3 separate regions of the Homo sapiens genome follow, and all the other regions are linked to region 3. The links are chromatin loops, found by intact Hi-C in ENCODE. Cell type or tissue: heart right ventricle. All regions are shown on one strand. Region 1 has its middle 13 kb from the start of MIR3679. Region 2 overlaps MGAT5 (alpha-1,6-mannosylglycoprotein 6-beta-N-acetylglucosaminyltransferase). Region 3 has its middle 46 kb from the start of MGAT5.

What was found. Peaks named below come from ENCODE experiments on the same cell type or tissue, not always from the same donor. Only the 100,000 strongest peaks of a DNase experiment are listed, where the experiment ranks them.
Region 1: it touches region 3 in a loop (2.9-fold over the local background); 27 of 110 quality-filtered maps call a loop at or near these places.
Region 2: it touches region 3 in a loop (2.0-fold over the local background); 4 of 110 quality-filtered maps call a loop at or near these places.

The regions. Positions count from the first base shown.
Region 1 is chr2:134,135,629-134,143,628 of GRCh38, forward strand. It overlaps a transcript of MGAT5 not described here. Among named protein-coding and RNA genes, the nearest start is that of MIR3679, 13 kb to the left of the region's middle. In heart right ventricle, no CTCF peak of the experiment used is centred here; DNase peaks (open chromatin) are centred at 1,761 and 4,183; H3K4me3 peaks cover 1,420 bases; H3K27ac peaks cover 6,635 bases.
Region 2 is chr2:134,264,527-134,272,526 of GRCh38, forward strand. MGAT5 (alpha-1,6-mannosylglycoprotein 6-beta-N-acetylglucosaminyltransferase) reads left to right here. Exons shown (of 16, transcript NM_002410.5): 2 at 5,860-6,024. Among named protein-coding and RNA genes, the nearest start is that of MGAT5, 14 kb to the left of the region's middle. In heart right ventricle, a CTCF peak has its summit at 3,874 (motif pointing left); no DNase peak of the experiment used is centred here; H3K27ac peaks cover 3,956 bases.
Region 3 is chr2:134,204,529-134,212,528 of GRCh38, forward strand. It overlaps a transcript of MGAT5 not described here. Among named protein-coding and RNA genes, the nearest start is that of MGAT5, 46 kb to the right of the region's middle. RefSeq lists a silencer at 2,090-2,384. In heart right ventricle, CTCF peaks have their summits at 3,259 and 3,459; DNase peaks (open chromatin) are centred at 2,255, 3,253 and 4,464; H3K27ac peaks cover 3,559 bases.

The DNA.
Region 1 (8,000 bases), 69 kb before region 3:
TTGCAGTGAGCCGAGATCGCGCCACTGCACTCTAGCCTGGCAACAGAGTGAGACTCCATCTCAAAAAAAAAAAAAAAAAAAAAAAAGAAACCTTGGCCCACATGTGGGGTATAGCAGAAATAGAGATATTGGTCCCATAGTGCTCCTCCCCGAGCCACAGCCATGGGTGGTGGACTGTCCTTGTTGTACAACCTCCACCCTCCCATGCATACAGGTAGTTTTTGGCTCTTGCTGGGCCATGGCTCCCGTGTAGGTCTCTGCATTATTCTGGAAAAACTGCAGGAATGGAAGGTAAAATTAGGTTGTCACATGAGTTTCATAACTGCACAAGGTTTCAGGGAAACCTGTGAACTTGCATGGGAAAATATTACACTTTCATTTTCCCTAACTTCTAGCCAAAATTTGGCAATTCTTTCACTTTGGAAGGTTGGACATAAGTCACAGTAGTATTAGTGCTGTTTGTGACTTTGTCACCAATAGAAATCTAATATTTTCATGTCACATTAGAGATGATTAACAGGTGTGTTGAAATACCAGTATTCATCACCACTTTGAAATTACGGTGGTTGTTGCACCTGTTGCTAGATAGTATTATTTAATGTGTTAAGATACAAGCTGCAGGTATTGCCATTTACCAATTAAAAAAAAAATTGGGGGGCCAGACGCGGTGGCTCATGCCTGTAATACCAGCACTTTGGGAGGCCGAGGTGGGCGGACCACTTGAGGCCAGGAGTTTGAGACCAGCATGGCCAACATGGCAAAATCCTGTCTCTTACCAAAAATAAAAAATTAGCTGAGCGTGGTGGCGGGTGCCTGTAATCCCAGCTACTAGGGTGGCTGAGGCAGGAGAATCACTTGAATCCCAGAGGCAAAGGTTGCAGTGAGCTGAGATTGCACCACTGCACTCCAGCCTGGGCAACAGGGTGAGACTCTGTCTCAAAATACATGAATAAATAAAATAAATAAATAAATATAAAAAATATTTTGGTAACAGTATTTCAATATCATTGATTTCCTCTGCAGTCCTGTGTATTTTATTTTATGCATTAAAAAAGTCTTTCTGAGAAGGAGTCCATAGGCTGCCCCTAGTTTGCCAAGGGGTACAGTAGAATTGTGGTGTGTTCTAGACCCTGCACACCCACTGCTCCCCTTTCCCTCCTCTTCATCAAGAGTTGACCTCCTCCTGACTTGGGCTTTCTCCAAGGCTGTCAGGTGCGTTTGTAGAGTGGGTGTGGGCTTATCTCCAACTTTTTATCTTAGACCTGGTCAAAGAATTGAGCTCTATTCTTGGCTCACTGGTTTATCATATCCAGGGAGGCAAGTTTGTCAGAACGTTCCTCTAGCAAGGCCATATCTGTCACTACAAGGTATGTGATTCATTTAAAGCCAAATGTCCTAATTATCTGAATCCTAAACAGAAGTCTGATTTCAGCTTCAGTTTCAGTTTTTCAAGTGGAGAAAACCCACAGACATTCTGCAGGAAAATGCCCTAAATACACATTAACCCCCTGTTTTCCTCTTGGTATGCTTTAAGGTTATATCATCGACAACAGCACTCTAAGAAATAGGTCTCTGCCCAAGAAATATGTTGTGCACATGGTTGCCAGGGGTGTTTTCCTGTTGGCGTATGGCTTTGGACAGAGGGGCATCCCCTAGGAATTGGGGCTTGGCTTGGAGGTAGTCAGCGCCATAGGAATGCACTTCCTCTTGGCTTCCCGCTTGCCACTCAGTGAGTCCAGCCCAGAGGGTGCTCTGCCGCTGCTGTACCTGGATTTCTGAGAGTGGAGTCAGCCCTTTTCTGTTTCTGGAAACTTCTCTTGATAGGAAATGACTCTGTCCACAGAAGAGCTTATTGTACTGCACCTCGTCAGGCTGCAGACTTGAAGTCATTGCTGTGCTGCCATGGGCATCTCTTTCCACTTGTAGCTATATTTAGAGCATGAAAATGCTGAACATTTCCTTCCTGTTTCTTTAGAAGTCAGAGCGGGGAGGGATTTCTTGTATTCAACACAAATCCCTCGGATAACCATATGAAAAGATAATGGGAATAATAATTTTTCGTTCTTTGTTTAAAAAAATATTAACGCTGAAGCTTGGACTAGAATAGTCTCTATTTTTTTTTTCTGCTTCATTTTTCTATGTTATTGGTCAGTTTTATTATTGAGGCAGTTACATTACATTATATTCTTACTGTTTAAAGATAATGTATTTGTATTTAACAAGTTTATCAATGAAGGGATAGCATCTCGCCTTTCTTTTCTTTTTTTTTTTTGCAAATGGAAATAGCAAAGTTATGTTGCTTTCTGAGTCACTGATTGATATTACAGATTTGTGTTCAAGATTGTTGGCACAATTAGGCCTGTTTTTTTTTTTTTTGTTTTGAGACAGAGTCTTGCTCTCTTGCCCAGGCTAGAGGGCAGTGGCGCTGGTCACTGGTCACTGGTCTCAAACTCGTGGGATCAAGTGATCTTCCCACCTCAGCCTCCCAAAGTCCTGGGATTATAGAGGTGAGTCTGACCTAGGCCTAATTTTTAAAGTGAGATACCTAACATAATTTTATTAAGAAGCTGTTCTTCTATCATTGCCCTTTTTTTTTTGGCTTGAGAAAGCAAGAAATTCACCAAATTTACTCGCTAAGAGTTAGTGATTCAGTCTGTAGGATCTCTGACCACTCCCCTCCCCCACTCTGAACCACATTCACTCAGACTGTTTCATATTTTAATCCTACTTTGTGGAGAGCATAAATAAAGTCCAGAAGGTCTAAAGTGTAGGAGTTAAAGTACCCATGTGTGGTCCATCTTCTGGTCAGATGGATGACAGAATTAATTGTGCAGCTGCTGGACACGGATAGATCCCATTACCATTTTATAGACCATATCACAGTAGAAAGTGGAAAATATAGGTCCTGTCTTCAACTTGACAACCAAAAGGTGAGGACCTCACACATGCAGATGAATACTTTCTCTCTGAGAACAGACCTTTTGGGCATGGTAGCTGGTGTACTGGGAATACTGGGTCCTCCTGTTACCGTGTCTTGTGCACACTGTCTAATGTCATGCTTGGGATAACCATGTATATTAGCTTCCCTTATTTTCACCGGACAAACGTGAAACTTATGAGGGAAAGTGAAGTATGTTGTCTGGGGTGACTCACATAATAAGCAAGGTGGTCATATAATTTATCATCCAAATCAGGATGCTTTTGAGAGTGAAGAGGGGTGCTATTGATGATTATGCTGGGATAACAGGCATAAAAGGGGATATATGGTCCCCCTACTGATAAGGTACAGATTGGGGGTTAAATGCAGGTCTCTGATCTTAAATTGTGCCTACTTTCCATTACATGCTGTTAGATCAGGCCACTCTGTCTGCAAATGAATTGGTAAGGCACAGATGGAAGAACCTTCTGAAGATGAGTTCTGCTCTAAGAATACAGCCGAAGAGAAATTCTCTAAGGCTAGGCGAAAGGTTTTTTTGGCCAGAGAAATGTCTACTAGAGATCTTCTTTCATGTAAAAACATGGAAAGGGTTTTGTTGGAAAGACAGTTTCTTCCTTCATAAAAATGGTTTTCCATTGTTTGTTTAAAAGAATGGGTCTGCTTTAGCATTTATAAGAAAGACGGAGTAAGAGTCACAGAATCTCATATCCAGGGCAAACATCTTCATAGCCTGTGGCTGTTAAGATCCAGAATGGTAGATGAATTCTTTAATAGTAAGGTGTGTAGATACAAATTTACTACTCTTGTTTTTAGCACTCTGGCCGTGGCTGCTATCAATGAGGCAATTTTGTGTATGGTATAATCTTACTCTGAGATGTTAAGGTAAAAATCCCAGCCCTCAAATACACTGCTTTGCCACACTGGGGCTTGTGACAAGCCTTTGTACCTCTGTGAGCTTCAGACACAGGCATGCAAACACACCCAGCGGAGGCTCAGACATGAAGACAGATGAAGCGCAGGGTTCTTATAAATGATATTACAGCCCAGCCATGAAAAGGAATGAAAAACCTCGCACAGTATCGCAGGAATTATTTGTTCGCAGTGTCATGTTCTCTTGCAGCCTTCTAAGCCAGCTGAGGTGCAAAATCAAAAGTTTCATAACAGAGTGGTTCTGTAAATACCAAAGACTGTAAAACAGCCCTGCTAGATTACCACTTGTCATCAGGTAAGCAGTGCCAGAGGATGACATGCCATCCACAGGCCAGGCCACTGCTGGCAACCCAGAGCAAGCAGAGGGAGGGGTGCTGGTTATGCACTTGCTGGCCATTCGAGAACAGCTTTTAGTTGAGAGTTGTTATGTGGCCTTCCTTCTACACCCAGGTTTAGGGAGGACCTGCCTTCTGACTCTTGGAACACCTGTAAAAGCATGAATCCTAAAGTAGGTAAAGTGAAACTTGCTGGTGATGAAGAAAAAGTCCTTCCTCCATCAGGAGTGACCAGCAGGACCTGGAGAGGCACTTGGGGGCTCACGGCCTGCACCTGCCCCACTGGGTTGTGTGAGCCACTCCCTGAAGAGGACAATGATCTCTGGCTGTCTTTATGAATGGTCAGCTCTCCCCCTGGAAATAGGAGAACCACTGGCTACAAAACAGGGAGAAAAAGAAAAAAGAGAGGCATGAGAAGGCAAAGCCAACAGAGAAGGAGGCGGCCTGGGTGTGGGAGCTGTGGCCGTTCCACCGTGGGAAAGGAGAGATGGGACGATGTGGAGCAGCTGTGCTGCTGTGGGCGCCACAAGTCTGCTTAGAATGGGGGACAAGGCACTGGCTGGCAAGTCAGGAGATCTGGGGACTGACGCTTTCCCTGCCACTTTGTGAGCCTCTGTGTCTTCCACAAAAGTGGGCGAGTTGGGTCAGATGTTATCCAGCGTGACTGCCAGCTCTAAAAGTCTTTAATGCCGAGCCAATGAGCCATTCTTGTAGGGCTTACCAGTGTGACTCAGTAAACATTTGATGAGTACTTTATATCAGAAACAGGGCACAAAGGTTAATATAACACCTGTGCCCACATCCAGGGTGGGGCCATGTCATAAGCAGTCCCATTGCTCCAATAATCGGAGAATAGCTAACTTGTACCAGGCAGTGTTCTGGATACTTTCCATTGATTTATCTATTCATGAAATACATTAGCAAAATGAATTAGCAGGAAAAAAAAGTGCTAGCTGGGCACTACTGTTCTGATTAGAGAGAGGAGGAAACTAAGGCACGGAGAGGTTAAGTAATTTGCCCCAGGTTTCGTAGCTAACAAGTGAAGGAGCCAGAATTTCAACCTAGGGAACCTAGCTCCAGAACCCACACTGTGTGGCTGCTGTGGAGGTGCTATGGTTTGAATATTCCCTCCTAAACAAATGTTGTGATTTAACTGCCATTGTAGCAGAATGAAGAAGTGAGGCCTTTAAAAACGGGAAGATCATGAGGGCACTGCCCTGATGAAGAGATAATGCTGTTATCCAGGGAATGGGTTAGTTATTGAGAGAGTTATCTAGGGTTCCTGATAGAAAGGATGTGTTCAGCCCACTTCCCTCTCGGTCTCACATGCTTTTCTACCATGTTCTGACACAGCAAGAAGACCCTCACCAGATGCCAAGCACCACACTCTTAGATTTCTCAGCCTCCAGAACCATAAGCCAAATAAACTTCTATTTTTATAAATAACCTAGTCTGTGGTATTGTTATAGCAGAAAAATGGACTGATATGGGGGGATGTGGTGGTCACATGTTTTTGTCTGCCTCCATTGATGGGCAGCAACCTTGTCTGTCTTATTAGCTATTATATTCCTATTGCTTAGCCTAATGTAGGCTCTTGGGACATTTTTGTTGAATAGATAGATGGATAGTTGGATGGGTAAGTGGATGGATAGATGGGTGGGTGGATGAATGGGTGGGTGGGTGGGTGGCTGGATGGGTAGATGAATGGGTAGATGGAGGAAATAAACAAGGTCTTCGGGGAGCTTACAGCCTAATGAGGAAAACAGACTCACACTAATGTCAGTGAGTTGCAGGCAGGGAGGGGGCTTAGTCCAATCTAGGGCATCAGAAAAGGCTTCCTTGAGGTGGTGGTGGCTGAACTGAGCCTTGAAAGATATGCGGAATTTGGAAGAATGGGATGGGAAAGACATTGCCAGCAGGGGCCATGTGGTTCAACTCCAGCATTGCTGGCAGCAGTCAGCATTCCCAGAGCCTAGAGGACAGAGCAGGAGCTGCTGGGGATGGGGCGAGGTCAGGAAAAGCCTTCCTTTGGAATGCATTTGGACTTGCTCCTGAGAGCAGTGGAGAGCACCTGAAAGGTGCATGGCTTGGGCAGATTTGGTTTTCAGATGGTCTGTTCTGCTTGCAGTGTGAAAAGGAGGGAATAGGAGCAAGCCTGGCTCAGGAGGTGGGGTGGCAGGGCAGGGTACCTCAGTGGTCCCCAAGGGAGAGCAGGGGAACTTGAAGTGGAGCGAGTGAGGAGAGGTGGCTGAGGAGTGCAAGGGGAGGCTGACGCTTAATTCTGGTCTTGCATAGTTCAGGGCCTCCTGAGGTTACTGACGCATTGCCCAGGTGTTCCCATGTGAGTGCAAAGCTGTGCTGAGCCTGAGAGGGGAAAGGTGGGCCCTGTGGTTTAGGTGTTGTTGGCATTGATGGTGGTTAAAGTCAGGAGACCAGATGATACCACCCCGAAAAGAGTGTTAACCTGGAAGAGCCAATTCTTGGAAAATTTCTGCATTTACAGGCTGAGCCAAAGAGAACCAATGGCCAGAAAGGCCCGGCCCCGCCTGAGTGGAGCAGGCCTATGGGTTTTATGGGACAGATCATTTTGACCATAGTGACAACACTGGAGCCCTCACAGTGTGCTGGGGACATTTGTGAGCACTCAGGTAGTTCTGATTCATCATACAAATCCAGTGAGGTAAGTGTTACTCGGATCTCCATTTTACAGATGAGTGAACTGAGGCACAGAGGGGCAAAACCAATAATTATCTGAGGTCACATGCTTCACATGACCAAAGGGCACTGGGGAGCCAAGGCCTTCTGCGTTTTTATTGGTTTTGGCAAGTTGCAAATCCCATGGAATGAATCAGAAGCTGAGAAGGGAAGGAAGGTGTTGGGGCTGTCTTGACAGAGGAAGAAATGTCAGGGAAGTGTTTGTTTTGTTTGTTTTTTGTTTTTTAACTCTTTTTTTGTGGAGAAGGGGCGGGATAAAGACAAGGTCTCACTGTGTTGCCCAGGCTGGTTTCAAACTCCTGGCCTCAATTGATCCTCCTGCCTTGACCTCCCAAAGTGTTAGGATTACATGTGTGAACCACTGCACCTGGTCCTGTTTTGGTTTTTTTCAAGAGTGATAGAATTGCTCAAAGGTTTAGAGAGCCTGTTCCGAGATTTTAGAGATACAGGCCGGAGGGGGCATGGGGGTGGGAGGACAAATGTGAGACAGGCCCTCCTCAAGGAGGCTGGGAGAGCACCAAAGGGAGGCAGGGCTGTTTCTGAATTGGAATGGTAGCGGATGACTCACTGACATGGAATACACAGAATAGGTGAACCCGCAGAGACAGGAAGCTGATTAGTGTTGCTGGGGGCAGGGGCATGGGGAGAATGCTTGATGGATCTGGGTTTTATTTGGTGGGGGGATGGTGATATAAATGTTTTGGAACTAGATAGAGGTGATGGTCACACAACATGATGAACATACTCAATGCCGCTAAGTTTGTTTACTGTTAAAGACTGATTCTGTGTTTTGTGGATTTTATTAATATCTCAATTTGAGAAAGCACTGGAGAGGGCAGAAGTGGGCAGGGAGTGAAGTGGGTTGTATCTCTGGCCCCTGCTTGCTGCCTATTTTGTAACAGGGAGCTTTGTTTTCATGATCTTCCCAACTCCTGACATGTTCTTGTTTCCTAGGATGTAGGATTCACTGTGAGCTGAAACCGCGCTCGGCGCATCCTGGATGCCTGGGAAGCGTTGGAATGAATGAAGGAATGGTTGAGTGGATGGATGAGGAACATCAGGCAGGCGCCTGGAAATAGAGG
Region 2 (8,000 bases), 60 kb after region 3:
TTGTGTTTGGGTAATTTCCAGTTCTTATCTGTAATAACGCTATTTTATAAATAACACTGCTTTGAATGTCCTTGTACATAATAAATGGACTGTATTTGGGTCATTACTGTAACTCTATTATCTTTCTGTGGAAAGATCACTCTAAAATTAATTTAAAAATATATAATTGATGAAACTTGACATTCCTGACAGTCAATGGAAATAAGAGGTTGAGGTTAATTCTTTTTTCAATAGCACCTTCCTTTCTCATTAACGCCCTGTCTTTGCCAGTTTCTCCAGAGCAGCAAGTGAAGCTGCTCTGTGGCTCTGTTGTTCATGCTCTGCCTCTCGGGCAGCCATGGTGAAAGGGATTTGATTCATGAGCAGGCACAGATGTAAATAATTTTTGGCATTTCAGATGTAAGACCTTGCTCATTGCGTAGTTGGTTCTGTGCCATAGTATCATGGCGGCCGTACCTTCACAGTAGATCTCAACCTTGGCTGTGCCCTAATCCTTGACGGACTCTGCAGATCCGGATTTAGTGTGTTGAAGATGCAACCTGGTAACTGACTGCACAAAGTGAGTCTGATGCACAGCAGGGCTAAGAACCACTGCTTTAGAAGCATGTTCCAGGAAAAATGGGGTGGTGGACAGCATAGCTCCCAAGCATGGCCATTTTTGATAATTCCTCAAATACGGATTGATTTTGATGATCTGGGAAATGAAGGTTTACCACCCAGTCTCACAGCATTAGCTGATAGATCTATAAACCTTATTCCACCAGCAGGGCCCTCCTTTTTACTGAGATCCCATCTCCTTGAATTCCAGAGATGGAGAAAAGTGTGACTTGCAGTTATAGCTCCTTGGCTGTCTGCTCAAGGATGTGTCTGTCAGGCCCTTCCAATCACTTCTTACCCATCAATACCATGGCTTCCTGGAAATGAAAACTTAACAGAAGCTGTCAAATAACCTGTTCCAATGCAGTTTAATCGACCTTACCATTTATCAAAGAATGCTGGCATGATAGAAACCAAAGCCTGCTTTCCCCAGAGAGACATTTTAAATGTTTTTCAACTACTTTGATCTCGTCTTCATCATGTACAGTAAGTTTTAGGAATGCAGAATTGCAGTAGTAATGTTGGGATTAAATTTTTATTGCAAAGGCTTTGAAGCACAAACAAAATTTTAAAAGCTCATTAGTAATTGAAAATGATAATCTTGTTGAGGACGCATTTTATGGCTATAATAACTATAAGACGCAATGAAATATTAAAATATACTAGAATTTGGAGTAATATTTTTCTATTTTTATTAAACTATAGAAATTATTTGTACAGTTGTATTGAACAAAAGGGTTACCATTAGGATTAAAACACAAATGGTCTGGGCGCGGTGGCTCATGCCTGTAATCCGAGCATTTTGGGAGGCTGAGGCTGGTGGATCACAAGGTCAGGAGTTTGAGACCAGCCTGACCAAGATGGTGAAACCCCATCTCTACTAAAAATACAAAAATTAGCTGGGTGTGGTGGCACCTGTAATCCCAGCTACTCAGGAGGCTGAGGCAGGAGAACTGCTTGAACCCAGGAGGCAGATGCAGTGAGCTGAAATCGTGCCACTGCACTCCAGCCTTGGCCACAGAGCAAGACTCCATCTCAAAAAAAAAAAAAAAAAGATTAAAACACAAAAATACTGTTATTTCTTTATTTTATTTTATTTTTGTTTATTTGAGATGGAGTATTGCTCTGGCTCTGTTACCCAGGCTGGAGTGCAGCGGTGCAATCTTGGCTCACTGCAACCTCCACCTCCCAGGTTCAAGCGATTCTCCTGCCTCAGCTTTCCGAGTAGTTGGGACTACAGGCACACGCCACCATGCCCAGCTATTTTTTGTATTTTTTGGAGAGACGGAGTTTCACCATGTTGGTCAGGCCGGTCTCTAACTCCTGACCTCAGGTGATCCGCCTGCCTCGGCCTCCCAAAGTGCTAGGATTACAGGCGTGAGCCGCCGCGCCAGCCTGTTATTTCTTTAAAGTTGTGATAAAACTGTTAACAGTTTTTGGAGGTTTAACAGTAAAATACAAAGGTGCAAAATAATTTCATTGCCCGGAAAGGTATAATTTATTGAGCCTTATTTGTGAGAGTACTATAGTTTGTTTCACTCATTCATTTGTTCACTTACGTAACACATGCTTAATGTGCCTAGCACTGTATAATGATACAGATATGGGCTTGGCGTCATCTCTGTCATTGTGTTTTTTATTAACAACATCCTTAATCTTGGGTTGGCTGCTTTGAAATGGTGACTCAGGTAGCTGCTTGAGTTGAAAATGAACTTTTTTCTTTCATATTGGGAGAGAAAACATGCCTACCTAGGTAAAGTGCTTAGAGAATTCAAGGTTTTTAGTAGGCTTATATTCCGTCTTCATTTTAAGGGAGAAGATAAAGAAAGAGTCTTAATTTTAAAAAAATCTTGGATCACTTGATGTATCTGGTAGTCTCCAGTGTCAGCTGGTGGATGTTTAGTGATACTGGGTCGGGTGGACAGAGTTACCACAGGACAGGGACATGAGTGAGTCTTAAGAGTGATTGGTATATGTTGTTACACAAACACATGGCAAAATCCCAGAGGTTATTCCCTAACAAGTAGATTCAGGGGGAGCAAGTCAGAGATGCTTGCTGGTGGACAGGTCCATTGTAGTTCTTAAGAGGTGGTGAAGCATGGTGGGTAAGAGCCATCAGCCCTGGAACCAGACTGGGTTTGAGTCCTGGATCTGTAATCACCTCTGCTAAGTTATTTAGCCTCTCTGTGCTGTGATTTATTCATTTGTTAAGAGGGGCATAGGGATGATCACATGCTCCTCAGACTGTCTTGGTAGGATTAAATGAATTAGTTCATGTAAAGTGCTCAGCACACTGCCTGGCATATAGAAAGTTCAATAAGTGGAGGAGGTTATATTGGGGTGGCCGTGGTGATGGTGATCCCTCCTCCTCATTATGAATCCCCTTTTACACTCCATGTCACACAGTCACAGAAGGTCAATCTTTGGCAGATGGGGTCAACAAGAGATAGTAGGTCAGTTGTATTTACTGGTCACTGTAATTTGAGAATTGAGGGAGAATATCTTCTTAATTGTAAGTATGACAACTTCATATCCTACCTAGAGTATACTCCACTAATAACTATCACCAATAACAATGGATTGAGGGACTGTGTCCAGTAGTCTGATGAGAGCCCATCAGCATTGGCTCATGTTCTGTTAGCTCCCCCATAGGGAGGAAGGCAGACTTCTCTCACTGCAACTTTCTGTTGTATTTGTAGCAGTCCCTCCAGTGAATGGAAGTCACACATGATGCAGGTTCATTCAGTAGGCATTTCCTATCCTGTAACCTCTCTATCACAGTTCTCTCTCCATGTCTCCACAGAGGGGCAGTGGGGAATACAGAGGGGTTGAGAGAATGCACCTAATTCAGCGGTTGTCAAATCAGGGCAGTTTTGTCCCTCCAAAGGATATTTAGCAGTGTCTGGAGACGTTTTTGATTGCCACACCTGGATAATTGCTGTTGTCATTCAGGGAGTAGAGACCAGGGATGCTGCTAAGCATCTTACAATGCAAGGACAGTCACCACGACAAAGAATTACCCGGCCCAAAGTGTCAGTAGTGCCGAGGTTGAGAAATCCTGAGTTAAGTCACACTAGAGGGCCAGGGCTTCTGTGCTTGGCCAACTACAATTACCGGTGATAGTTAAATGCTATTCTAGATTGTATTCGGATTCTAGCTGGCTGATGACACAGGCTCTAGGCAAAGAGGCTGAAATGGGGGAGATTGATCTTTTATATCTGAAGAGTATTTCTTTATACTGAACATTGCCACTTCTCACTGGCACGACTGCCCCCTTCTGTGTGACTGGCCTCTGGCACTCTTCAGAACTCTGGAGAGCCAGTTGATGCATTAGACTTAGTGACAGAACAGGTGACTGACTCCCGCTGTCTGTGCCAACTAATGATGTGCCTGTGACAAACTGAGTCATGCTGACCGTGGGACTGCAGACCGCAGAGGAGAGTGCTCTCATGACCCCTTGGATAAAGCAGTGAAGCTTTGCATCACCTGAGGAGAGAGTTCTTTGGGAAGGATGAGAACATTTTCCAGTGAAAGGTTTTATTTTACTTATATATTTAACAGGCAGTTATGCAGTGCTTATTATGTGCCAGCCAGTATTCAAAACACCTTATAAATATTAACTCTTTAACTCCTCTTGACAACCTCAAAGCTGAAGTGTTGTTCATGTCCCTCTTTTACAGGTAAGGAAACAGGAATGCCAGAGGTAGGACTCAAACCTAGGAACTCTGGCTCCAAAGTCAGGCCCTTAACCACTGTGTTATGGATGAAAGACTCTGAACTTCACCCTTGGTTTCTTTTTTCTACCCAGGTTCTTGACTTCTGATTGGTCCCATTGAGATGTCAGGGAATTAAGCAGTCCTGAGGCAAGCCCTCATTTTATCAGCTCATTATTTAATATCTGTGAACCTCAGTTTTCTTATCTGTAAAACGGAGTCACATCTACCTCATGGGGAGGATGTGAAGATAAAACAGTTGTCCATTTTGCATTGCTGTAAAAAATACCTGAGCCTGGGTAATTTATAAAGAAAAGAGGTTTATTTGGCTCAAGATTCTGCAGCTGTACAAGAAGCACAGCACCAGCATCTGCTTCTGGTTCATGAGGCATAATGGAACAGGCTGGTGCACCTTTGTTGAGATTCGCTGGCTGTGATCTGTGCTGTTTATGTGAGCATGTGTGTTTATTTCATGGCCAGATTACCGCATCTGCTCAGGGACAAGTTTGCTCTGTTTTTAGGAGAATGGAAGATGGCACCTTCCCGTTTGTCTTAACTCAGGGCTTTTCTCAGTCCTGCTACCCACACTGTGCACTTTTCCCCTGGCCCACTCCCAATTCAGAAATGGGTCTGGATTCTATTTCTGTGGATGGTTATGCAGTCACCCATCTGCTTTTCTGACACATACAAGTCAGTATATCTTTCTGTGATTATGAATTTTTAGAGGAGAGAGTCTAAGCTTATCTTTTCTTTTTTCTTTGAATATCTTGTCTACAAATAGTAAATGCATCCATAGGGGTGAAGAAGGAGTTCCTGTAATTTTTCCAGAGGGAAGTGCAGTACTCTTTAATGTGTAGTCAGATGTGTGAGAAAGGGAACCAACTCTTAAATGTAAGAACGATGAGAGTATATCCCCAGCATCTAGAATAATATCTGGCACATAGTAGTAGCTTAATAAATATTTGTGAGCAAATGAATGAGACTAATCTTTATTTTAAATATTTCCTAAATCTGATTATAGTCAACTCTGGGTTACCTAGCAGACCTGAAAATCTGGAGCTGTAGCTTTTATGAAGTGTTAGTGTATGTAACTAACAGAATTAAACACTTTTTAAAAAACTGGGACATGCTAGAGTATGCAACACGAAAAATAACAAACTTGATCCAGAGGCTACTTTGGGATCTTGCTGCACCCTTGGGGTGTCAAGCTTTGTGTGAGAAACTATGGTGCTGTAAGGAGGAGGAATTCAGTGTAGTGCTATAGCAGGATGCTAAATAACAAGGAGTTTTCTCTCTTGACCAAGTAGCTGGAAATAGTTATACCATGTTACTTATTGCCAGACTTGCATTCCACGACAGACTGATGTATTTAGTAGGATCTGGGCCAGTTGAAGACGGCCCTTGTCATCTTTCAGATGTGGTTTGACAGATCTTTTGTATCACTTCAGAAACATTTGAGAAGTTTTGTTCTCCACGATAAAGAGAGAGCAAGCCAGACAGATATGTAGAGGCCATAGAATTTTAAAATTGTCTGCACTTTCTTTTACAGATCTGAAGAAAACCCTTGCTGTGTTATTAGATAACATTTTGCAGCGCATTGGCAAGTTGGAGTCGAAGGTGGACAATCTTGTTGTCAATGGCACCGGAACAAACTCAACCAACTCCACTACAGCTGTTCCCAGCTTGGTTGCACTTGAGAAAATTAATGTGGCAGGTAAAAATAGCAATTCTCTGCCCTGATATGGAGTCACACCCTGCTTTGGACCAAGAAGAGAATAAAGGAGAGCAGTGGTTCTTACTGGAACCTGCATAATATAAATTCTATAAACTTGGCATGGCCATTGTAAAGATAAGTCTAAATTTATTTTTTAATAGCAGATGTTAAAATGCTTTTTATAGTTTTATCATGATGCATAATATTTGGTGGTTTGTGTGACACATTTGCTCTTAATGAGCTCCTGGAATTCACTTGTAAAGAGAAGATTCATGGCATAGATTAAATGAAATACAGAGGTTATTTGAGAAGCTTGTGCCTTTTAGAGTTCTTCCTCCTCCGTACTCCCATCAGACAATTTTGAAAGTCTGTTACGTATAATAGGTTCTCTCCTCCCTGTTGTTAAAAAAGAGCCACCATTGCCGAAAATGCCTCCTATGTATATATGGAGAAATAGAAATTCTGGAAATGGCTTTTAGGAGATAACCCCTGCCTAGTCGTAGGCAGATTCTGTAGCCACTCATGTACACCACCATGCGGTTCCCACTGGGAGGCATTTTGTTTGGCTCCTTCTGGAAACTGGAATATTGGATGAGACAAGGAAAATTGACTAAAAACAACACCCAGATTATACGCTGCATGTTGTTGCCTGCAGCTCACATTAGAACCCCCCCATCCCCGCAACTCCCCCACCATCACACTGCTCTGAGGTCAGCCCCTGGGTCTTTGTGCTTGAACCAGGACTGCTCTTGTTAGGGTGACCACGATTTTCTGGGGACCCAGGACAAAGTGAAGAGCCTGAGGATTAGGATTCAGTGCTTTGGGTGAATGGTTGTGAACAAGCTGTCTATACTTTTGGTGGGTGGTAGCCAAACTCTGGTTAATAGATAAAGTAAGTAACTAGGTTACTTTTGACATCAGTTCCTGCTTTAAAAAAAAATCTTGTTTCATATACTTTTAAGCTTATTTTCCTTTCCCTTTTGCTTGTAAAAATTCACACACTTAAGTGGGAGAGATTCTTTACCTTTCCCACCTCCCAGCGTCAAAACATTTAATTGTTTTACATTATGCAAGGTGGTTGTTATTACCTTTTTTAATGTTCTTTGCCCTTTAGCAAATTTTAAATTGCAAAATATATTTCTAATAATTCAAAGTATTCAACCAAACAAAGGTATTAAAAATAACTTTTAATTACAACACAGAGGCAGTGTCATCTAGGCCGTAAATCCTGTCTTCCTTGCAGTTTCCAACAGCTTCTGTAATTAGACAAGAGAACCTCCCACTGTGTTTAGCTGCTTTTTAATAACTGGAACCATGCCTCTTCAGTCTCCACTTGCCACCCCTGTACCCTGTAGAAAATGCTACTGGAAAGGCCCTATGTGGTTTCATCACTGTTCTGTGTCATATTTCTGGAGGTGGGATGGAGTGTTCTGCCTTTAACTTTGCTGTTCTCCACTGCCTCTGAAGTCCTGTGGCTTGTGAGCCTCTATAAACACATCTGCTGTCATTCTTTCCCCCATCGTGGCATCTTGCTGCCTCTGGCTGTCCTGTTTGTTGCAAGGCTCACAAGGACTTTGCTACCTGGGCTTTAAGCCACAGAGCACAGGGTCGTGGGTACACCTCTAAGAAGGAAATGGGAAGGACTTGGTGACTACTTTCAAACGAAGTCTGGAAATATACCAGCCGTATGTATTGAGCTAGTGTACCGCTTAACAAGCATCATGTTCTCTAAGCCAATGGCTCTGAGCGGGACTCCTTTAAATGTGCCACTGGTGCTGTGTTTTTAATAATATTTAAAGAACCAGAGTGTTGTGTTTTGTTTTTTTTTTCCTTTTTGGGCAATGGGAGCAAATTTAGAGTTACACATTTAATGATTAACCTCATTTGCATGTCTTTGCATCTCTCGGGTATGTGTGGGACACAGTCCATACCATCATAATTTTTACTGGCTAATTAGGAAAAGAATACACATGCAT
Region 3 (8,000 bases):
TGGCCAGTTGGTAGAGGGGAGAATTGGGCACATAAAAAGAAAAAACAGATGCTGGGAGAGGGAGTGAGAATGAAGGGCAGTACCCCAGGAAGGAGATTTTGGTCTCTTTCCTGTAGGAACCCAGGAAATCACTATTCCTTAAAACCAAGGAGATTGACTAACACTGTACCTTTTTAAGAGGACTTGATATTGCTCTTCAATTGTAAAACCATTCAGTCAGCTTGTGAACAGGTATCTCTCTGGGGATACTATGGGAAAAGCCCTGCCCTCAGTGAGCATATAGTTTGCTGGAGGGGAGTCACACTCCATCGACAAACAATTAAGACTGCTTCAGGTCTTCCAAAGTGTTCTGAAAAGACAAAGACAGGCAGGAAAAAAGGGTGGTGAGTGGTTGCTTTTGGTAGGCTAGGGTGATAACTGAAAAGTTGCAGGTGAGGCTTCAGGGAAGGAAAGGATGATAATACATAGACCTGCAGGAAGAGTGTTTACAGCAGAAGGAGCAGCAAGTGCAACGGCCATGGGTCAGGAACAAGCTTCGGCATGTTCAGGAGAGGACAGAAGGCCAGAGTTGTGTGCATGGCATGTGAGTAAGAAAGAGAGTAGGAGAGAGGTCAAGGGGTAGGCAGTGGCCAGACCATGTAGGTAATGGTCCAGTTTGGAGTTTGCTTGTAGCCAGAAGCCCCTGATAATTTTATACCTGTGAGTGACATCCTCTGACATTTACACTTCAGAAAGATGGCTTTTAGCCCTGCGGAGGGTGGGGCTAGAGCAGGCAGGAAGACGAGCTAGGAGCCTATTGCTATAATGTGGGTGGGAGGTGAGGGTAGCTTGGAATGAGATTGAAATAGTGGAGATAGTGAAAATAGATTTGGGGTACATTTTGGAGGCAGAGCTGGTAGATACTGATGGATTAAATATGAGGGGTGGGAAGGAGTGAAGAGAACGTACACATGAGGGCTTAAGGGTCTTGCTGGAGCAGCCGGAGTGGGAGATGCTGTTTGCTGAGCTGCTTTGTGCGTCTGTCAGAAAGCAGCGGCTCTCTTTCGGGCCTGCTAAGCTGGGGATACATACTAAACACTGAAGTGGAGCTCATGAGTGGCACATGGATGTTTGGATCTGGACCTTGTTCAGTTGAGGGGTCAAGGATAGATACATGAATTTGAGAGCCTCCACTTACAGTTGGCATTTGCAGTCGTGGGACAGGGTACACTTGCTGAGGGAGAGAATATGGATAGAGAAGAGATTTGAGGACAGAGCCCAGGGGTGTCCCAACAAGGTGAGTTCTGGGAGAGAAGTCAGCTGGGGAATTGCTTCAGTGTCCTGAAGGCAGATCAATGAGAAGGAGCAGTTCTATAAATAGAAATCCCTGCAGAGATGTTAGAAAACCAGCATTACAGCATGCCAAGAGATAGAATAGTGATTAATAACTGCTTAAAAGTGTATGTTCTGCCACTGGAATGCTAGGAAAGCTACCCAAAAAGGCTGTTCCTAATTGAGGAATATGGTTCTTAAATGTTTACATTGCCTTATATTTGTGATAGGGATTATTGGCTTTGTGAGCAAAGCTCTTTGACATTTGTGGATGGAGTGTACTCATTATTGAGAGGAATTTTCTGAAATGAATGTCAGTTCCTTTTTTCCCCTAAGCTTTGCTTTGAATTACTATACAGTTTACTTAAGAAACCTGTGATCAGCGAGAGGAAAGAGAAGTGATTTCTGAAGCTTCTAATGGCCACTTCCTGCTGAGTCTTAGCATTCTATCCTGTCAAGTATGCTAATGGGAGAAGGAGCAACATCTCTGGATACAAAGGATCGCCAGGATGCTGATGTGAATAGTAGGGGTGAGCTAGCTCTGTCCTCATGCCCAGACCTTGTCCTGATCTGTAGCACACATTTGAGAGACAGGAGCTGTATTAATTGCCTATTGCTGCTGTAACAAATTATTACACTTAGTGGCTTAAAAGAACATGTTTATTTTATGGTTCTGGAGGTAAGAAATCTGAAACGGCTCTGTAGTAGGCTAACACCCTCCAGGTGTTAGGCTGTAACTCCTGAAACGTGGATGTAGCCTTATGTGGAATAAGGGTCTTTGCAGATGTGATTAAGCACCTTGAGATAGGGCAATTATCGTGGATTGTCAAGATGGGCCCTAAATGCCACCTCAAATGTTCTCCTCACAGAGATGCAGAGGAGGATTACTCAGAAGAGAAGGCAGTGTGACCACAGAAGTAGGAATTAGCATGCTGTGGCCACAAGCCAAAAAATACATGCAGCCACCAGAAGCTGGAAGAGGCAAGGAACCGACTGTCCCTAGAGCCTCTGGAGGGAGCACGGCCCTGTCCTGCCTACCCCTTCGCTTCTACCCAGTGATACCAATTTCAGACATCTGGAGTCTGGAACTGTGAGAGAAGAGTTTTCTGTTGTTTTAAGCCACTAAGTATAGGTAATTATTAATGACAATTTGTTATAGCAGCAATAGGGAACCAATACAGAGTCTCACTGGGCTAATCCAGTGTCAGCAGGACTGTGTTCCTTTCAGGAGGCTCTTAGAATCTGTTTTCTTGACTCTTCCAGCTTCTAGAGTCTGTCCACATTCCTTCACTCATGGCTTCTTATGTCTTCAAGCCAGTCTTTGACACTTTTTAGATAGTGATTCTTCTGCTTCCCTCTTCCGCATTTAAGGACGCTGTGATTGCATTAGACCCACCTTGATAATTATCTTAAGGTCAGCTGATTAGCTACCTTAACTCCATCTGCATCCTTAATTGCCCTTTGCCATGTAAGGTGTAACATACTCAGATTCTGGGGCTATGACAGAGACATCTTTAGGAGCTGTTATTTTGCCTTAAAAAGGAGGCAATTATTTAAGTATATAAGGTGAATAGTTAGGTCTTTCTCTCCAGGAAACCTAACTTGTCATTCAGCGGTTACCATGCATGGGTATCTTCTTCCAATTGCCTGAGCCAGCCAGACTTTCATGTTTGAGCATTCAGATTGGGCTTTATTTCTCAAGGCATGTGGCAAACCTCACAATGACACTGAAAGGTTAAAAAAAAAAAAAAGAAAAATACAGTTGCTTACCAGAGATACTGATCGTTTACTTCTGCTAGGATCAGAAGAGATTTTAAGAGCTTAGTGGCAAATCCTGACCTTGGAAAGCCCTGCCTTACCAGGGGTCTTGTGCAGAGGTGTTATTGAGATCAGACACCAGGTTGCAGTGATATGTATCATTTGTGCTCTTGCCATCTACCGCCCCCTGCCTGCCACCAAGCCAACCTCAGGAGGTCTTTGCCCAGAGGCTTGGCAAGATGACTTTCCACAACTCAGGGAGGTTTTAAGGAGAGGGATTAGCATTGACTCTGATACCTTGTTGGTTTGTGTGTCATAACTTAAAGGTCCATGCTTCTCAGCTGGCCAGTGGTCACACCTGATTGGAAGGTGAAAAGACTTTGCGTTCTACTTCCAAAAGTTTTCACATTTGTCACACTGTCCTAACCCTATCAGCTTTGTTGCTATCATTGTAGTGAGGCCTGCCTAGGGATGATAAGTGAAGGATCCCCAAGGACACATTAAGACAGCACATAGAATCAGAGTTTTCAGACTCTTGGCCGAACTTTTTTTTTTTTTAAGCAGACCAGTATTTTCCAAACTTTGGACTTAGTTTCCACCATATTCACGTTACCACCTATACTTGTTACTTAACATATTTTCTTCAGTTTATCCTGCATCAACTCATTTATTTTAATTTGGTCTCATTCTAATTGACAGCATATAGCAGCTTATGAATTTGATGTGCGTATGCATGTTGCAACAAATACTTAACTATTAGTATGTATGCTACGGTGTAAATGTACCACACTCAGAAAAAACCTTATTAGACCATCCTGACTGTTTAGGAAGCTTGGTGCCCAAGGGAAATAGTCTTTGACCATCAGCCAGAATTTGGTTAGTTTCAGCAGATAAGAGAGTAGCTGGTAAGCTACTTAGGAACATTTTAAGTAGAATATGTGAGAAATGAGGATAGGATATGCCTTTATTCCCAGCAGGCAAAAACATGCATTTATTTACTATAGTTGTTATAATATAAATAACATAGATGCATATGTATACCAGAAACATGGTCTTTATCCCATTTGTGGATAAAAGCTAAGGAAGAACTTGTATTACTTATGTATGAAATGCCCAAGGGAACAGAGCCTAGACAAGTTCTGAAACTTAATATCTAGGGAATGTAAACATTTAATAAAACATTACCTTACCCACCTATGTGGCCTTTCTTGGCTGGACTTCTAAAAAATTTTGTTTTTATACCATATTCTTTGTTTTAGGAAAGCATTATCTTACTCCCAGCCTCTGGGGAAAATAAATAACCGAGAGAATCAATAAGGAGATGCCCCAGTGTTGTGGTCAGTGTCTGTTTTTCCCCAGTGTTCTGGGAGCAGGGTTTCCTGGTGTTCTGTTACATCAGCATGAAGGAGGCCTTGTGCATGGGAAGACCCAGACCTCACTTCCCCTGTGTCACTTGCAGTCACTTGTCTTCCTCTTTTGTTTTTGTGTATTTACCGGGGATGAGGAGGTGGATGGGCAGAGGGATTGTATATAGAACTGGCTTATTTTTTTTTTATTTTTTTTTTTTTTTTTATTTTTTTTTTTATTTTTTAATTATTATTATTATTATACTCTAAGTTTTAGGGTACATGTGCACATTGTGCAGGTTAGTTACATATGTATACATGTGCCATGCTGGTGCGCTGCACCCACTAACGTGTCATCTAGCATTAGGTATATCTCCCAATGCTATCCCTCCCCACTCCCCCGACCCCACCACAGTCCCCAGAGTGTGATATTCCCCTTCCTGTGTCCATGTGATCTCATTGTTCAATTCCCACCTATGAGTGAGAATATGTGGTGTTTGGTTTTTTGTTCTTGCGATAGTTTACTGAGAATGATGGTTTCCAATTTCATCCATGTCCCTACAAAGGACATGAACTCATCATTTTTTATGGCTGCATAGTATTCCATGGTGTATATGTGCCACATTTTCTTAATCCAGTCTATCATTGTTGGACATTTGGGTTGGTTCCAAGTCTTTGCTATTGTGAATAATGCCGCAATAAACATACGTGTGCATGTGTCTTTATAGCAGCATGATTTATAGTCATTTGGGTATATACCCAGTAATGGGATGGCTGGGTCAAATGGTATTTCTAGTTCTAGATCCCTGAGGAATCGCCACACTGACTTCCACAATGGTTGAACTAGTTTACAGTCCCACCAACAGTGTAAAAGTGTTCCTATTTCTCCACATCCTCTCCAGCACCTGTTGTTTCCTGACTTTTTAATGATTGCCATTCTAACTGGTGTGAGATGATATCTCATAGTGGTTTTGATTTGCATTTCTCTGATGGCCAGTGATGATGAGCATTTTTTCATGTGTTTTTTGGCTGCATAAATGTCTTCTTTTGAGAAGTGTCTGTTCATGTCCTTCGCCCACTTTTTGATGGGGTTGTTTGTTTTTTTCTTGTAAATTTGTTTGAGTTCATTGTAGATTCTGGATATTAGCCCTTTGTCAGATGAGTAGGTTGCGAAAATTTTCTCCCATGTTGTAGGTTGCCTGTTCACTCTGATGGTAGTTTCTTTTGCGGTGCAGAAGCTCTTTAGTTTAATTAGATCCCATTTGTCAATTTTGGCTTTTGTTGCCATTGCTTTTGGTGTTTTGGACATGAAGTCCTTGCCCACGCCTATGTCCTGAATGGTAATGCCTAGGTTTTCTTCTAGGGTTTTTATGGTTTTAGGTCTAACGTTTAAATCTTTAATCCATCTTGAATTGATTTTTGTATAAGGTGTAAGGAAGGGATCCAGTTTCAGCTTTCTACATATGGCTAGCCAGTTTTCCCAGCACCATTTATTAAATAGGGAATCCTTTCCCCATTGCTTGTTTTTCTCAGGTTTGTCAAAGATCAGATAGTTGTGGATATGCGGCATTATTTCTGAGGGCTCTGTTCTGTTCCATTGATCTATATCTCTGTTTTGGTACCAGTACCATGCTGTTTTGGTTACTGTAGCCTTGTAGTATAGTTTGAAGTCAGGTAGTGTGATGCCTCCAGCTTTGTTCTTTTGGCTTAGGATTGACTTGGCGATGCGGGCTCTTTTTTGGTTCCATATGAACTTTAAAGTAGTTTTTTCCAATTCTGTGAAGAAAGTCATTGGTAGCTTGATGGGGATGGCATTGAATCTGTAAATTACCTTGGGCAGTATGGCCATTTTCACGATATTGATTCTTCCTACCCATGAGCATGGAATGTTCTTCCATTTGTTTGTGTCCTCTTTTATTTCCTTGAGCAGTGGTTTGTAGTTCTCCTTGAAGAGGTCCTTCACATCCCTTGTAAGTTGGATTCCTAGGTATTTTATTCTCTTTGAAGCAATTGTGAATGGGAGTTCACTCATGATTTGGCTCTCTGTTTGTCTGTTGTTGGTGTATAAGAATGCTTGTGATTTTTGTACATTGATTTTGTATCCTGAGACTTTGCTGAAGTTGCTTATCAGCTTAAGGAGATTTTGGGCTGAGACGATGGGGTTTTCTAGATAAACAATCATGTCGTCTGCAAACAGGGACAATTTGACTTCCTCTTTTCCTAATTGAATACCCTTTATTTCCTTCTCCTGCCTGATTGCCCTGGCCAGAACTTCCAACACTATGTTGAATAGGAGCGGTGAGAGAGGGCATCCCTGTCTTGTACCAGTTTTCAAAGGGAATGCTTCCAGTTTTTGCCCATTCAGTATGATATTGGCTGTGGGTTTGTCATAGATAGCTCTTATTATTTTGAAATACGTCCCATCAATACCTAATTTAATGAGAGTTTTTAGCATGAAGGGTTGTTGAATTTTGTCAAAGGCTTTTTCTGCATCTATTGAGATAATCATGTGGTTTTTGTCTTTGGCTCTGTTTATATGCTGGATTACATTTATTGATTTGCGTATATTGAACCAGCCTTGCATCCCAGGGATGAAGCCCACTTGATCATGGTGGATAAGCTTTTTGATGTGCTGCTGGATTCGGTTTGCCAGTATTTTATTGAGGATTTTTGCATCAATGTTCATCAAGGATATTGGTCTAAAATTCTCTTTTTTGGTTGTGTCTCTGCCCGGCTTTGGTATCAGAATGATGCTGGCCTCATAAAATGAGTTAGGGAGGATTCCCTCTTTTTCTATTGATTGGAATAGTTTCAGAAGGAATGGTACCAGTTCCTCCTTGTACCTCTGGTAGAATTCGGCTGTGAATCCATCTGGTCCTGGACTCTTTTTGGTTGGTAAACTATTGATTATTGCCACAATTTCAGAGCCTGTTATTGGTCTATTCAGAGATTCAACTTCTTCCTGGTTTAGTCTTGGGAGAGTGTATGTGTCGAGGAATGTATCCATTTCTTCTAGATTTTCTAGTTTATTTGCGTAGAGGTGTTTGTAGTATTCTCTGATGGTAGTTTGTATTTCTGTGGGATCGGTGGTGATATCCCCTTTATCATTTTTTATTGTGTCTATTTGATTCTTCTCTCTTTTTTTCTTTATTAGTCTTGCTAGCGGTCTATCAATTTTGTTGATCCTTTCAAAAAACCAGCTCCTGGATTCATTGATTTTTTGAAGGGTTTTTTGTGTCTCTATTTCCTTCAGTTCTGCTCTGATTTTAGTTATTTCTTGCCTTCTGCTAGCTTTTGAATGTGTTTGCTCTTGCTTTTCTAGTTCTTTTAATTGTGATGTTAGGGTGTCAATTTTGGATCTTTCCTGCTTTCTCTTGTAGGCATTTAGTGCTATAAATTTCCCTCTACACACTGCTTTGAATGCGTCCCAGAGATTCTGGTATGTGGTGTCTTTGTTCTCGTTGGTTTCAAAGAACATCTTTATTTCTGCCTTCATTTCGTTATGTACCCAGTAGTCATTCAGGAGCAGGTTGTTCAGTTTCCATGTAGTTGAGCGGCTTTGAGTGAGATTCTTAATCCTGAGTT